3 separate regions of the Homo sapiens genome follow, and regions 1 and 3 are each linked to region 2. A link is a contact called in ENCODE Hi-C or POLR2A ChIA-PET data. All regions are on one chromosome and are shown on one strand. The core of a region is the stretch at or near the end of the contact, and the rest is flanking DNA. Distances in the headings are between cores, read along the strand shown.

What was found. A loop is a pair of places that touch in the nucleus more often than their neighbours do. ChIA-PET counts read pairs that join two places held with the same protein, here RNA polymerase II (POLR2A). Pooled maps may share reads with other maps.
Region 1: a loop to region 2 is called in a map of naive thymus-derived CD4-positive, alpha-beta T cell, with 1.9 times the contacts of the local background. The contact joins two enhancer-like sites. A Hi-C loop is called at or near these places in 1 of 168 maps with a recorded cell type or tissue (naive thymus-derived CD4-positive, alpha-beta T cell), 5 of 37 single-sample maps with no recorded cell type and 12 of 50 pooled maps. POLR2A ChIA-PET finds 5 or more read pairs at or near these places in 3 of 52 experiments (CD4-positive, alpha-beta memory T cell, CD8-positive, alpha-beta memory T cell and activated B cell).
Region 3: a pooled map shows a loop between it and region 2 (8-fold over the local background). The contact joins two enhancer-like sites. A Hi-C loop is called at or near these places in 1 of 37 single-sample maps with no recorded cell type and 8 of 50 pooled maps. POLR2A ChIA-PET finds 5 or more read pairs at or near these places in 1 of 52 experiments (SK-N-SH).

What each region holds. Positions count from the first base shown.
Region 1 is chr3:177,596,159-177,599,648 of GRCh38, reverse strand. All of the region lies in intron 2 of LINC00578 (long intergenic non-protein coding RNA 578), which reads right to left. Among named protein-coding and RNA genes, the nearest start is that of LINC00578, 160 kb to the right of the region's middle. Within about 2 kb of position 2,013, at least 28 of the 41 ENCODE cell types and tissues checked have a DNase peak (open chromatin) inside an H3K27ac peak, as active enhancers do.
Region 2 is chr3:177,426,336-177,429,579 of GRCh38, reverse strand. No RefSeq gene overlaps it. Among named protein-coding and RNA genes, the nearest start is that of LINC00578, 14 kb to the left of the region's middle. Within about 2 kb of position 1,864, at least 5 of the 41 ENCODE cell types and tissues checked have a DNase peak (open chromatin) inside an H3K27ac peak, as active enhancers do.
Region 3 is chr3:177,677,802-177,681,005 of GRCh38, reverse strand. All of the region lies in intron 3 of LINC00578 (long intergenic non-protein coding RNA 578), which reads right to left. Among named protein-coding and RNA genes, the nearest start is that of LINC02015, 140 kb to the left of the region's middle. Within about 2 kb of position 1,390, at least 6 of the 41 ENCODE cell types and tissues checked have a DNase peak (open chromatin) inside an H3K27ac peak, as active enhancers do.

The sequences.
Region 1 (3,490 bases), core at 764-3,263, 170 kb before region 2:
AGGTTCTTATATGAAGATCTATTGTGTCATTTTAAAGATTTGTAAGGGCCCACATTGCTAAAACATAAAACGAACAAGAACTGACTTGTGTGCATAGAATAGGTCTCTTTCCTCAGAAAAGGAAGTGGCTTGGGAAAAAAAAATCCACAGGGTAGTTTCCAATATCACTACATTCTGGAAGTCGAGCTAGAGGAAGTAAGTTGGATGCTTACTTAATAGCCCTCACCAACAATGGTTTCTGGGACCAAAATGAATAGCACTTTTTGTTTTATTTTGCTTCTACCTTACTTTATACTAATTATATGAAGTGGGTTTTTCAATGTACTCTCTGCTTTTACATTCTGTCATCAGCTCACTTCCTCCCTCCCCTCTGCTTCCACCAGTTGGGGAAAAGTCTCTCATACATGATTATTGGCAAAGTGTTCCCACAAGTCATTAATTGAATCCTATTTCCCACAATAGCCATAGTACAAATTATTTTACATATCCAATTGCAAAATAGATGGCCCTGAATTTGTTTTTAAGACACTCATGTTATACAACTCAACTAGTATGGATGGAAGAAATCTAGTCTTTAGCATTATATATTGGTGTCCTAGTTCGTCAGGATCAAATTGATAAATATGAGAAAATTAAGCTAGGCGCTAAGTTTCGTGAGGGTATGGACCATTTCTCGCCACCCACCCCAATGCCTAACACAGTCCTGGCATGTGGATGGCATCAATAACATTTGAACTAAAATGTAATCGAATTGAATAGAAGTTTAATGATATCGCCAAGCTTAATTAGGCTGCAGCACTGTAAAAAAAAAAAAAAACTGGATCCTAAATAGACTAGTAGGTTCAGAAAACCCTGTCTGGTGGGTATCCGTCTGCACAGCATAAACAGACTGCTGCATTGACTGGAGAGAAAATAGGGAGGTAGGAATTTGCCTATGCAAAGCCAAGAAGCTGGCACTTTCCACCATTGGGTATGCAACCTGGTGAAATTTGGCAGTCAGTCTTAGCCAAAGGGGAAAGAAGCCACTCTGTCTTTAAGGACAGGCTTTCTGGAGAGACCTGCTTTCAAAAATCTCAAGGCCGTGACAAGTCACCACAAATCCGTCCTTTGCTAAACTGACTCTAAAGTGAAGCAACTGACTCCCTTCTGTGTTCCAAAAGCTTTTACATATTCAAGAGTCTTTTTCATACAGTAGCTCCAGAAAGACCTTTTTGAGTTTTTTTTTTCTTTTTTTCCATTTTAAACATCTTTTGTCTGGCAAATAAAGTCATCCTTCATCATTTTAATGTGTAAAACATTTCCAGCCAAAATGTGATTGAACTGTGCCAGATCAAAGGTTATAATGCAATTTGTCCAAGTCAGTAGGAAAATAGAATGTTAAGCATGAGAAACATTCTGAGACAGCAGGGGTGAAATGTAGTCCCCTCTCCACTGTGAACAGGGTAAGAGAAGATGAAAACCCAGGAAAAACAATTCAGCAAAAAAACAAGAACATTCAAAAGCCCAGAAGAGAATTCTGAAGTGCGGAGAAGACCTGGAGAATGTCATATTAACGATGAGTGGCAACTGAAAAAAAAGAAGAAAACCTTTCAGGAAGTAGAGGATACACGAAGTCAACAGGAAATGAACTGTGGGTTATTTAAGGTTATCTGAGAGCTAAATGTGCCCTAAGTGTGACCCAGTAAAGGAGGAAAGGTCTCTATAGAGATGCTAAGAGGTTGTCTGCTGGATGCATTACAGTGGGTATTAGACTTCTGGTTGTTTTTTTTTTAATCAATATGTGATCCAAGAATCACATCAAAGAAGGCCTCTCCTCCAAGCCCCATAAGCCAAACATAGGCTGCCTACGTTTGAAAGACCTGTACATACACAGATCCCATCCCTCAACTGCCTCCGTGTGTTTTTAATGGACTCTTCACAAGCCTAAACTGGCTATGTTCCAGCCATGAAGCATGAGGCTGGAGAACAGCTTTTTTGTCTTCACCAGCCAAGCATTCACTTCCTGTGAAGCCAGATAGATAATGAGAGGGAAACAAAACCGCGTTGCAGGGTCATCAGTTCAGCCTTGCCGCTTCTAAACAGAAATATATGTAGTGAATCAAAAAAGGCTTGTCTGAATGTGCCTTGGTCGAAGCACTGAGAGTCTACCTAGAGCATTCAGCAATGTCTGGAGCATTTCTGGAAGCCATCCACAGGAAACTGAAGCCACCGCATTGATTTCATAAGGATTCATTCTCCCCAGGCTGCTGGGTTTAAAATGGGCTGAGTGAGCCAGAGTACAAATTCAAATTTGCTTAGGCAATACCGAATCCTGCTAGATTGTAACCCTCTGCTGCCAAACTTCTGGAAAACTGCTTAAATTATGGCCATAATGTCTCTTGTCAGAAAACAAATGGATAAAGTCTTCTCCCACTTCCTGGGAAGAAACCAGTAAGCTGGGATAGCTTGGAGCACACTGGAACATTGCAAACCACAAATGTCTAAATTACCCAGCCAGGTGAGTCCATCCAGTTCTGGTCTGAAATGTGCCCTGAAGCAATACAGACATGCAGAACAGAGTTGCCCTGGCATAGTCAGCAGCGTGGAAAGCTGTGTGATTAAAGCCAAGGGATGTGCATGGGAGTTGTATGAGTGAGCAGAAGGAGGTATAGCTTTTGATACAATCTTCCTCCTTTGGGATGGAACACTTACACCTCTGGTTTTCATTTGCAAAGAGAAAAAAAAAGCAAAAGAATAAACAACAGAAAATATGACTTTGGATGCTTCTTTCAACATCTGAGTAAACCTTTAAGGAGATTCCAGGCAATAGAACTTGGCACTGTGCTTCACAAGTTGGTGTAAAATAACTGGTGCCAAATGCTAAAAGGGAATATCCTTATGACTCTGCATGAAAACTCTGGCAAAGCCCACTCCCTTGCAAAAGGGTCTTCCATGATGCTTTTGCCACAGAAATCCAGTATAATTCCACAGCACTGGGGTCTGGCACCTTTTCCTGGCATGACTCCTTGCTGTACGTATATGTGTATATCCAAGCATCTATGCTTAATGAGCATGCACTCAAATTCTATCTGGCTCGCCTAGTTAACAAGGTTTGGGCAGTCAGGAATATGTTGGGGCAATCACAGCATGGTTTTAAGATAAAAGGAAGGTGTTCTCTTCCTGGAAAGACTCCAGCAGTCCACAACCTAGACAAAGCCACGTCTGAGTCAGAGCCTGTGACCTGTGAATGTGACCAGTTCCCCAGAGTTTCTGGAAGACTTCACTGTAGTCTCCTTCAGCAAGTGAATTGCTCCCAGTCCCACCTCAAGCAAGTTGACACTGAACAGCAAATCTGCCCTATATTCAGCTGAAAATTCATGTTGGTTTGAAAGCCAAGAGGAGGGGATAAAACCTCTTGATGAAGCTAATAGGAGGGGTTTACATAAAGATGCAAATACAGTTGAGAATAATCTCCAAATTGGAGGTGGGGTTATGATTGGTCCTCATCTCT
Region 2 (3,244 bases), core at 615-3,114:
GAGACAGACTGTCTATTGTCTATTAGCTCCTCTGCATTGAGCTTCAAACTTTTCCATCCCCCACCCTTGTCCTCCTAAATGCAAAGAGGTAGCCAGATAACCACTTTCATTCTACATACTCACCATGTATTATTGGGTGAAATAATTTCCCAAATGCAATTTTATTGACTGTCTCTCTTGCAGTTCCTTCTAGAAAACTGCCATGTAACCAGTTTTAGGATGGACATATAAGCAAAAGCCAGCCAATTTGCTTTCTAAACACTGACCAGTAAGATCCTCTTTCTTCAAATCTGAGCAAACAGGACATAAAGATAGGCTGTAGTGGGTACTGAGCCCAAAGGCTATGATGCAAAGCTGGGGCCTATAGTGTCCTGCAAGACGGGCAAGCAGGGAGAGTAGGTCAAGAAAGGCACCAGAGAGAACTTAAAGAAACAAACTCCACAGAGACAGTGAAAATAGCCTCATTTCTGATTTCTAGTTCCCAGTTCCAGTTGGATTCTTTGAGTTTACTTAACCCCATCCTCCACCAACTGCCTTTCTGAACTTGAGCTAGTGGATTTCTATTCCTTGTCATTTAAAAAAAAAATGTCCTTTGGGAGGCCCAGGCAGGCAGATCACAAGGTCAGGAGATCGAGACCATCCTGGCTAACACGGTGAAACCTCATCTCTACTAAAAATACAAAACATTAGCCAGGCGTCGTGGGAGGCGCCTGTAGTCCCAGCTACTCAGGAGGCTGAGGCAGGAGAATGGCATGAACCCGGGAGGCAGAGTTTGCAGTGAGCGAGATCACACCACTGCACTCCAGCCTGGGCGACAAAAAAAAAATTGTCTCAGCCAGGCATGGTGGCCCATGCCTGTAATCCCAGTACTTTGGGAGGCCGAGGCAGGCAGATCACCTGACGTCAGGAGTTCAAGACCAGCCTGGCCAACATAGTGAAACCCCGTCTCTACTAAAAATACAAAAATTAGCTGGGCGTGGTGGGCAGGCGCCTGTAGTCCCAGCTACTCAAGAGGCTGAGGCAGGAGAATCGCTTGAACCCAGGAGGCAAAGGTTGCAGTGAGCCGAGATCGCACCACTGCACTCCAGCCTGAGCGACAGAGTGAGACTCCGTAAAAAAAAAAATTGTCTCAAATTGAAAACATGGACTAACATTCGTGTATTTGAAGAAAAAGAGATTTAACACTGTTTTTTATCTAAGATTGTTTTTACTAGACAATTTCTCTTATTTCTGCAATACCAAAAATATGCAACCATCAATCAGATTTCTTTCTTATATTCCCTTTAAACATTGTGAAAAAATGTTTTTCAGGCATAAGGAAAAGCCCAGCTCTCAGCCCGTCTCTTCATCCTGCCCCTGCCCATCCCCACCGTCACCATAGTGTAGGTTTGATCTTGTGTCCATCCCCAGCCCAGCCCCCTGCACAGATTGCATAATCTGCTTGCTAAGGCATAGCTCAGAACTTCAGAGTCCCAAAGAGAGCACATCAGTGACCCCACTGGGTAGAAGCCCCTGTCATTGTCATTTTCCCATTGAGATACAATCCAGAGAAGTGAAGGGATGATTTAATATCCCACAGGGAACAAGCAAGGGAAATCGCATTTTATTTAACCTTCAACCAGCCTAAAAGGTAAAATATTATCCTAAAAGGTAAAATGTACAAACACACTCAACCTCACAAGGCTTGCCTATGCTTTACCAAAGATCACACATCCAGTAAGGGCTGAGGCCTGACTTTGAGTGAAACTTATTAAACTCTAAAGTCTATACTCATTTAATAATACATCCTTCTGCCTCCAAGTTTTTCGTGGTCAAACCACATTTAAACCCAGATCACATGACTCCTGATGACTAAACAAGGGTTCTCTCCAGTCATTATTCTGGTGTTCTCCAGGAACAGCTCAAAGAAAAAGGTGTGGAGATGTAGCATTGGGTAGAAGATGAAAAGGAAGGCAGCTGAGAGCCACCTTGTTACTTCAGCCCTCTCTCCTCTTTTTCTTTAACATTTCATCAAACAAGGGCATGATTTATAAGCCATCTCCAGGTTGTGGCCCTGAGTCACTGTCCCTACCCAGTCCAACCCTGGGGGAGGCAGTCTCTAAGATACCCACCAATGACCCCCACCTGCAGGATTCATACCCTCGTGTTATACGCTCCCTCGCTGTACCAGGGTTGGTCTGGATAACCAACCCCATATAACAGCACTTCTGACAGTGGGTTAGTAAAAGTGTGCAACTTCCGACTTGGGTATTCTTTCTTTCTGTTTCTGTCTTGAATCACTCACTCTGGGGAAAGCCAGCTGTCATATCATGAAGACGCTTAGGCCACTTCAGAGAGGCACACACGGTGAGTGAGGAACTAAAGTCTCCAGCCAACAGCAAGCAAGGAACTAAAACCTGTCAGCAACCATGTGAGTGAGTTAGAAAACGATCATTCCCCAGCTGAGTGTTCATGTGAGACTGCAGCCCTGTCAAACAGCTTCACTGCAACCTCATGGAGACCTTAAGCCAGAACAACCCAGCTAAAATACTCCCAGGCCCCTGAGCCACAGAAAAAGATATCTGTGGCCTTAAGCTGCTAAGTTTGGATGTATTTTGTTACATAAAAATGGACAACAAATTCAAGTCCTGGGAAGTTCCTCCAAATACTAAACATTTCTCCTGCCTAGGCTTTCTCAGGTTATTCCTGTTGAAGTAAGTAGAGTTATTTTCCTTTGTCTCCATAAACAAATCATTGGTGTTAATCCACTGACTCCCCTCCCTGACTGGGGAATAAGCTCTGTAGCTGCTTCACAAATATTTCATTTGAAATATGCATATGGTTCTAGATGATAAAATCTTCAGAAAGCCACTACTGTCTGCTTCCTTTGCTTTGTCATTTTTATAGTCCCTTTAGTTTTCTGAATCTTTCCCTCACAATAAGTCGGTCAATAGAAACCACAGAATTTTAAGGAAGAGTTTGACTCCGCTCCTGGGCAGAATATTTAAATCATAGGTTGTTGTTTGTTTTCAGGTCAACCAGTACAATTATGCAACATAAATTCTTTTAAAGCATCTGGGACTTCAGTTCAATTTAAGATCCTGTGGGTTTTATTACCAGAATGAATGATTATAAAATACATGCATGCAAATGAAGAGATAAAAAAATTAAAGGGCATATGAAATTTAATGGATGCTACTTGTAATTCCATGCCAAATTGTTGCAAAAGACAGTGGCTAGGCCACCATGTGAAAATGTGGTTTAT
Region 3 (3,204 bases), core at 141-2,640, 250 kb before region 2:
GTTTTCAACAAGTCTAGACCCCAATTATGGAGGGCCCCAAGAACTGCAGAGTGTCATAGCAAGTTCTCGGGCACTAAAGGGAACTTCTAAAACACAAAGACCATATTTCATTCACCCTTGTATTTCTAGTGCCTAGCACAGTATCTGACACCAAGCAAGCATTCGATAAATATTTGATGAATAAATAAATGAATGGAGCTGGAATTTAGTGATTATGTCTTGGATGCGAAGTGAGTATTTGGCCTCAGCAACAAAGAGCACAAAATAATCTAGAACTGGGGCACAAGATTGGAGCAAGACAAAGAAGACATACTAGATGCTGAATTTCTTTAAATACTTTAAGTTGGAAACCAGTCTAGTCACAGAGTCAAGAGCAAAGATGAGTCACCAAGAACTCAAAAGAATTTAGCTATTTAGGTGGCATGTTGAGTCAGGAAGCCAAGAAAGTTATTATTTATAAATTATTATATAATCTGATTGGAAAAGGTCAATAATAGTAAAAGATCTGGGTTTGTTCTTCATAAGCTTATCTGTTACTCCAAGAAGCAAAACCAGCCTTGAGCAATACTGTAAAATAAACCTCACCTTCTTATCTCCCCTTTTGTCATTATCTTATAGTCAGCAAATGCCCCTCCTCAGGTCCAATGGCTTTAAATTTTAATCACCCCTTACTACCCACATCATCCAGGGACAATACCACTTGCTCTTGCTTCAGATGTTCTCATCATAAGTGTACCCATCTCATGTCTCAATCATCAGGCTTTGCTCCAGCTGGTTGCCTAACTCACTCATCTGCTCATGAATTCAGAAAGGGCATTAGTGATAAATTCAGGTAAAATATAGTCTTGTTTATTAGTGCCTTCTGGAGACAAGGTCTTTGCCCAATGGAGTATCTCTAATCATGAACATTTCTAAGTGAAGTAAGGCCACTGGGGAGGAGATCAGGGGCTGGCTGAACTTTTACTGCCCTTTAAATCACACCAGGGGAGGCAGCTACTCTTTCTGTCAGATCCGGCAGGCTGGCTAGCAAACCCTTTTAAAACAGCAACTGTCCTGGTTAAATTAACGCTGAAAGACCTCTCATGGCAAAACCTCAGCCTGGGGCCAGTCAGAAAGATAACGGTTTCATTAGCTGGTATCTTTTCAAAAGGATGCCTGAGTCATTTCCCTTTAGACCACTCTGACTCCTCTATTTCTGGTTATCTCAAAACACTTCTTATAAATTAATAGTTGAAAGCACACATCAGTGGTCTGTGGTGTCCCTTATATATGCCTTTGAAAAAACATCACCAGATAGCTAAAGAACAAAATTAAACTTTTCCTCCAAGACTGTAACTGTACCCAAACCACACCTGCCCCAGCAGTTACTCACGGCCTAAGGAGGGACATCCTGCTACAACCCGATGATGAGTTTCAGGGTGTTTGTGTTCAAAAAACCCTGCAAAATACCAGGCTGCCAAGTTAATAAAAGGGAAGTGTTGGCAACCATTGTGTAGGCTTATGAATTTTACCCATTTTTCTTTTCCTAGTGTCACTACTGCTGCCTTATATTTTTTTCAGAAATAATAGAATATAAGTGAATTCATATAAATATATATGCATATATATACATATACATATATACACACATTCATACATATGTAAAGTCACTATTCCTAGAAATATTCCCAAAGGAAGCTGCCTTTTAAAATGTTTTTCCTTCAAAATAACAGAGTAGGTTATAGTCTTTGTTGTGAATTATAATCGTCTCACATATTCAGCAGACAGCTCTCTAGAAACTCAACCAAATACATTTTCCCTCTTGAACTGAACAGAAACAATAACAAAAAAGAAAAGACTCTAGCACTGAAGAGGAATGTACTTAGATCAGGTTTATAGACTTTATAGCAGACGATAAATAAGGTCACCCTGGAGCCATAAAGGCCAGAACTAATTGACATATTCAAGGATTCATGAAACCAACAGAATGTCTTTAGCCAACGGAGGACATGAAATTAAACATACAATGGACTGTATGTAGGAAGCAGACCCAGGGAAGCCAGTCAAATGATAGGAAATGGCAGAGGAAAAGTCAAAAGAGAAATCAGGCAAACAGCCACAGCCTTTTATAAGCTCAGACACCTGAGGATACCATTCTGTGACCCAACAGTTTACAAATAATAAAGTGATGGTGCTGAGTCTTAATGAAAAGGTTAGGTCATATCTGATAGACTGTTTAATAAGACAGGAAGATGAGCAATGCATCCTAGATAATTATCCATTAACAATGGTTTTCAGAAAGGTTTGATACATAAAATGTATTTTTAAGAATCTAAACATTGCAAGTACTTTATTCCTGAATGTCAACCAATAGATGAAGTGTGAGTATGTTAGTTAACCATGTTCAAGAACTGAGAACAATAGAGGGAGAAACTGTCAAATGTCTACTCTATTATTTTTTACTCCAGTTTTGTTACTTTCAAGTACTTGGAGTATTTTTAATTTTAAAGGACCTGTTTTAATAACTAATAATTAGATATGCATGTTCTCAAATTAACATATTGAGAGTTGAAGAATAATCCTTCTGAAAAGCTTCTATATATCTATTTCAGTCATTTATCCAAGTATGCCAGGGACACTTCTTCACTTCTTGGTCAGGAGATACAGTGGTGAAAAGGTTTTTTGTCTATCCAAATGGCATCCCAGCCTCAATATGATTTTGCTTTTACTTTTGCTTAGAGTCTAAAAATTCTTTGTTTGTCACTCAAATTATTGTAAATTCTAAATCAACTAAGTTTATATGAAGTGGCAATTGTGCTAAGCAGTTCTAGCCTCAAGAAATATTCAGATCAATACAAACCCATCCATGATCACCTGGACTCAGAATCTAGCCATGAAGAACCAAGTAGACAGTCACTGAAATAAAATAAATGCCATGTTAGAGCTGTAAACACAAGACTTATTATGAGAGCAATGACAAAAGGAGTAAGCATCGTTTAGTGTGTGTGTGTGTGTGTGTGTGTGTGTGTATGTATGTATGCTCACACATATATACATATAGATCCATTAACAATATATGTGTATATATGTATATATATGTATTGTGTGTGCATATATATATGTAGTGTATATTTGTGTGTGCATATATGTATTTCTGGCTGGAAATTAAATACATGGAGAGATAGATAGTTAGGTCCAGAGATAGATATGTTTTGACTCCAGTAA